2 separate regions of the Mus musculus genome follow, and region 2 is linked to region 1. Evidence: chromatin loops called from intact Hi-C (ENCODE). Cell type or tissue: left cerebral cortex. All regions are shown on one strand. Links, peaks and the distances in the headings refer to the core of each region. The heading gives the core; the rest is flanking DNA.

Evidence for each region. Peaks named below come from ENCODE experiments on the same cell type or tissue, not always from the same donor. Only the 100,000 strongest peaks of a DNase experiment are listed, where the experiment ranks them.
Region 2: a loop joins it to region 1, with 2.0 times the contacts of the local background. A loop is called at or near these places in 2 of 42 quality-filtered maps.

What each region holds. Positions count from the first base shown.
Region 1 is chr8:92,983,354-92,986,270 of GRCm38, forward strand. The region is part of intron 4 of Slc6a2 (solute carrier family 6 (neurotransmitter transporter, noradrenalin), member 2); the gene reads left to right. Among named protein-coding and RNA genes, the nearest start is that of Slc6a2, 24 kb to the left of the region's middle. In left cerebral cortex, for the core only: no CTCF peak of the experiment used is centred there; DNase peaks (open chromatin) are centred at 1,165 and 1,400.
Region 2 is chr8:92,921,166-92,924,082 of GRCm38, forward strand. It overlaps the pseudogene Gm2947. Among named protein-coding and RNA genes, the nearest start is that of Capns2, 21 kb to the left of the region's middle. In left cerebral cortex, for the core only: no CTCF peak of the experiment used is centred there; no DNase peak of the experiment used is centred there.

The sequences.
Region 1 (2,917 bases), core at 190-2,689:
TTAGATGCTAAGTCTAGCATTACACAAATAGAGGACAGATTATTTCCTCCATTTCTTTCTTCTGTTTGTGTTCCAGATGTGCAATATTTTGAGTGTCTACACAGAGGCATCTATGTGTAGCCTCCTTTAAATAAGCACTGTGGTCACAAACTACACTTGTTATTATGTAGTTTGCTCTTTTTTGTTTGTTTTAAACTTACCATTACCCTTAGAAATAATTTCACATTAGGTAGTCCAGCTACTCCATAATAAAAATATCAACTGTAAGCTTTCAAGCTGTTATTAAGCTAACTGAGCAGGTAGCTACTTCTCACCAGACATATGCAGCCAACTGTATGTTCATCTGCACTTTGACTTGAGGTAGGCAGTATTTCTTATTATAGGCCATGGTCAGAGAGTCAGAGATGCTGCATTTGTGGGCGATGGATGGTCTGTCAGCTGAGAGAAAGGTGTGTGGAGAAGGGGATACTTGTGCTATCCCTGTCAGGATAGGCACGGGAAGAAGTGAGGAGAAAGGGAAAGAGTCTCTCTGGAAGAACCCGTGAGCACAGTTATCAAGGTGTGGAAGCCCTGGACAAGCCCTGCTTAGGCTCTGTGCTACCCTTGGCACCAGGAGCAGGCCACACAGCTCATCCTATGAGCTGAAGAAGATGGATGTGAGCCATTGGTATTCTAATATGGAGCCCAGCCTGGTTCCTTAAAGTCATGAGCAGGCCAATATAAGCTGCTGGCAGGGAGACTGGTGTTACCAAAGAGCATGAATGTTTGAGCATGCTCTGTTCCTCTTGCTGTATGTACTTTCTGAGTTGAGAAGGAGTGTTTCACCATGGAGGCACCATCCATGTGGAGACATGAAGAGGGATGCGTTGGGCCCTACAGAGTCAACTGAAGCCAGAGCCCCCATTTGTGTAAGTCCCCCCAAGTTTGAGCACATAGAGGCCCCAGGTGGTCCATGAGGAGGTTATTTCTAGAATCGGCTTCACTTGGGGCATTCCAGTACCTTGTCTTTCATTGTTTTTATAAACTGGCTGATGAGGAATCCGAGAGTATTGCTTATTTCTCTCTGGAACAGCACACAAGCTTTTCTTAGTCATCCCCCAGAGTCACAGAGGAGGCCTGGAATGAGTCAGAAATGTGCAAGTGAAGATGATTTGGAAAGATGATTTGTTGACTGCTTGGCTCTTGGGAAGGTGGGAGCAGGGCACAGTCTGAGCTGGGGTGAGGGGGTATCCCAGACCACACACTCAGTGACAGCTGTGTTGGCCCAGTGATCACTTCAAAGTAGAAGGAGGTCAGAAGGGATCAGGGACAGGGCTCGCCTCCCTGTCTCCCACACAATCTGTTTACACACTGCACCACACTTTGAGAAACTTCAGAGGCTCCTCTTCCAGGGAGATGAGGTGGGATGACAGAGCTGGCCAGCCCCAGCCATTCCTCATCACCTGCTTCGCTGCCAGCTTTTGGGCTGCTTGGAAGATGGGAACACATAGACCATTTGAATATGTAGACGATGTCCTGAATTCTAGCAGACACGGTAGAATGGGGAAAGAGAAAAAGCCAGGCAAATTTAGAGATCATTAGAGCTTTAGAATATTTAATTGATGTTTGCTGTTCTTGCTGTTGTTTGCATTTTCATTTATGGTTAAGGCAAAATTCCAGCTGTCTTCCCCCTACTGTGCCAATCCAGGCTGATCCTAGCTTGCCTGCCTGACGTGACCTGATGGAGTTACACAGAACAGAGTCATTTGCACAGGATCCATGCTTACACTAAACTATTTATAGCTCCTTATTTTCTTAAGCAACATTATCTTTATGCCATACCCTATAAATTCTTCTCCATAATAGACTGTCTTCATTGTTAGTGAAAATGGCCTCAAAATTCGGTTCAAAGACTACAAATCCTAAAACTGGAAAAACTAATGCAGTTTTACAGGGATACAGAGTGGATATGACTTTGTTATTTATTTTAGTTCTTGTCTGTGTGCACATGTGTATGTTTGTATGTGAGTGGAGTGCACATACGTATTTGGGTGTGTGTGAACATGCAAGGCCCAAAGGGAAGACTTCAGATTGTCATTCCTGTGCACTGTGCTTGGTTTTGTTTGTTTGTTTGTTTGAGACATGATTTCTCACTAGTCTGGCACTTGCCAAGTAGGTGAGGCTAGCTGGCCACAAACTGTAGGGAGCTTTCTCCTGCGAGTGTGGGTATCTATATTCTTAGTTTTGGAGCATTACCGCCACCAGAGCTTCTTCAATTGCAGGTCTAAGAGGACCCTGAGGGGCACCCTGGTAAAGCACAGATTTCTGATCTTTCCTGCAGAGAGTTTATTTGGTATGGGTGGGGGTAGGAGCTCCCATTTCTGATGAGCTTTTGGACGACATCAGTGCTAGTGGTCCATCCTTGGCCTGATACTTGGATGCATGGCAAGGCTCAAGGCTTGCACCTTTTCAATAATGGAACCTTAGCCTCTTCCCCTGAACAACTTTGAATAGAGAGCCCTGCCATCTGGAGACTTTTCCTTTTATGAGTCACAGGCCACAGTCTTCCTCAGTTTTATGATCAGCCATTAGTTTGAATTTGGTACTGTAGAACTTCAGAAATTATCCACAGACACATACAAGTAGGTAATAATTTATGTTTAGGGATGGGCATGATGGAACATACTTCTAATCCCAGCATCTGGGAAGCAGAGTAAGGCAGATGCTTCTAAGTTTGAAGCCAGCCTGGTCTATGAAAGAGCGGGTTAACCAGGGCTACCTAGTGACACCATGTCTCAAAAAACAAAACAAAACAAAACAAAACAAAACAAAACAAATAAGAACAACAAAAATTTATATTGGAAGTGACAGGAAAGAAAGAAAAAAAAAGAAAAAGGAGTGACTCATTTTGTTTTTTATCTCATGCTAAAAAGGAAGC
Region 2 (2,917 bases), core at 175-2,674, 62 kb before region 1:
GGAATGATTTTCCTCAAGCTACTATAAAAGAATCTGTGCACACAGGAAAAGAAAGAGGTGGGGGAGAATAAATGCAATCTCTCTGACTTCCATCACTCTCAACTACTTAGTACTAACATTTGAATATTTGGTGTATTTTGTCACTTTTCAGCTAAATATCCTTGCATCCTCAAAGTGACAGTTAAATGTAGTTGTTTCTATCCTACCTTTTCATCTACGGGGTAAGACTTTCGAACATGATTGGAGTCCTCAGTAAGCATAAACATTTTACTATTTAAACTAGCGTTCCTTTGGAAACAGTAGAACGCTGTGGTGCATATTTATTTGTCTAATGTTGGATGTATGACTTTGACTTCCACTTTGGGGTTATTAAAACCCTCCAGCTCAACACTCCACCATGTCGTCCATTATTAGCAGTGGTTAACCAGTGGCTGACACATTCTCAGTTCTAAAAAAAACAAAAAACAAAACAAAACTTTCAAAGATTTTGTAATTATTCACATTTATTTTAAATATTTCCTTACAGAAGAAAATATTGTCCTAGCTAATAGATTAGGATAATTTCAATTATGTGATGTGCTCAGCAGGCTAAGTATCATTCTAGCCTACATAGATTATGATAGTTTCAAATATTTGATGTAGTCAGCAGGTTCATGTCTTATAGACATAAGTAGATTTCATTCTTTTTATTCTTCCCTTAATAAAAGTACAGATGGTGACGGGTATTATGTGTAATCCTAAGTGGCTCATTTGAATGCTCAATGGAGCATGTGCATTCTGCCATTAGTTCCAGTGAACAGAAAGGAGAACTTAGTCATTAAGTGGTAAGGTGTATAATTAAGCCCCATTCCAATCTGCCCGATTCCAGCAGCCATAGTTCTAACCATGAGGTTAAGCCCTGCACTGCCTGCTGGATTGAACATCTGCCATGTATTTCTCTACATGTAGGTTCTAGATGCCGTACTGTGACTTAGTTCTTAAAAGGAAAGGAGGATAGTAACTGATTAAGAATGGTTCTGGAGCTCTCGGGTCTTGGCTTCAAGATGAAAAAAAAAAAAGAAGAGGAAGAAGAAGAAGAAGAAGAAGAAGAAGAAGAAGAAGAAGAAGAAGAAGAAGAAGAAGAAGAGAAGGAGGAGGAGGAGAAGAAGGAAGAAGAAGAAGAAGAAGAAGAAGAAGAAGAAGAAGAAGAAGAAGAAGAAGAAGAAGAAGAGAAGGAGGAGGAGGAGGAGGGGGAGGAGGAGGAGGAGGGGGAGGAGGAGGAGGAGGGGGAGGGGGAGGAGGAGGAGGAGGAGGAGGGGGAGGAGGAGGAGGGGGAGGAGGGGGAGGAGGAGGAGGAGGGGGAGGAGGGGGAGGAGGAGGAAAAGAAACAATGGCTGTGCCAAAAAGGACCCAGGTCAAGTGAACCTCGTTCGATGCATGAACTGCACCTGGTGTCTGCCCAAGGATAAGACCATTAAGAAGTTCGTCATTTGGAACACAGTCGAAACTACAGCTGTCAGGGACATATCTGATGCAAACATCATCGATGCTTATGTGTTTCCCAAGCTCTGTGCTATGCTGCATTACTGCATAACTGTGTGAGCTCTGCCATCGTTCACAGCAAGGTCGTCAGGAATCGATTTCGTGAAACCCAGAAGGACCGTACATGCCCACCATGATTTAACCTGCTGGTGTTGCACCATGACCTGCACCAAAGCCCATGTAAAGAGGTGGCTTTGTAAGGGTGGAAGGAAAAATGCCTTGGAAAAATAAAATGGAAGTTATATTTTAAAAGGAGGAGGAGGAGAAGATCTGGGACTTGTAGACATGACCGAGCACTTTCTAGGCTGCCAGCACCAACATGTGATAAACCAGGTCTAACTCTAGTTTCAGGTGATCTAATGCCTTCTTCTGGCCTCTTTGAGTACCAGGCACATACATTCAAGCAAGCACATACATAAAAGGAAGGGAGAAAAGAAGGGAGGGAGGGAAGGAGGGAGGAAGGAAGGAAGGAAAATAATGCTTTGAACAGTGAATTGTGATTGAGATGGGTTAAAGATGGATCTTAACAGTGAACTGTGACTCCGATGAAGTAAGACAGATGAACTTCAAGCTAGGGAGGGTAACACCTCTGTTCTTCCTTATGGTTCCTGTACTTCAGAGGTGAGGTGGCTTTCAGGATGCTGCAGGACCATTTCCCTGTAGATAGTGCTGGCTCATGGGGTCTCTACCTCTCCTCCTCTGCTGAGGTGCTGTTGCAATCGAGGAGGTGAAGAAGAGTGTGGAAAGGACCTGAGGTAAAGGCCTTCGTTCCAGCTGTGGTGGGATGTTATCTGTGCTGCCTGGGAGCTTGCCATCCTGTGAATTCGGTTGCACTGCAGGGAGCATAGTGATCTATTCAAAGCACAAGACAGATACCACTTCTCCAGTTAAAGCTTCTCCGAGGCCATCGGTTCCAATGTGGGTAAATTAAAACCTCCAGCATGGAACACAAAATCTCACACACTAGATCTCAGCTGCCCTCGGTCTTCTTTCTCACTAATTTCCTCTGGACTCAATTTCCTTCTTTCCTTCAAGCTGGGTAAAGCCAAGTCTGGCCTCAGAGTCTGCTCTGCTGCCTTCTTGGATAGACTTTTCCCCAGATTTTCCCATGGTTTTTGTTCTTCAGGTTTTCAGAAGAGCTCCACACCATCAGCTCACATTTCACACAGCATCTGTTCTGGTTTATTCACGGGATTGTATGGCCGTCACCACAATCTAATTTTATAATAATCAGATTTTAAATCAAGTGTCGTATCATCACTTGGGAATTCCCTGTCATTAATCAAACAAAGCTATGGACACACTCAATCCCAGCACCGTTCCTGTAAAGCTTACCTGAAATTAGTTTCTTGTGTGCATCCTTACTGTCTGCCATTTTTAGTGTATAGGTTTCCCT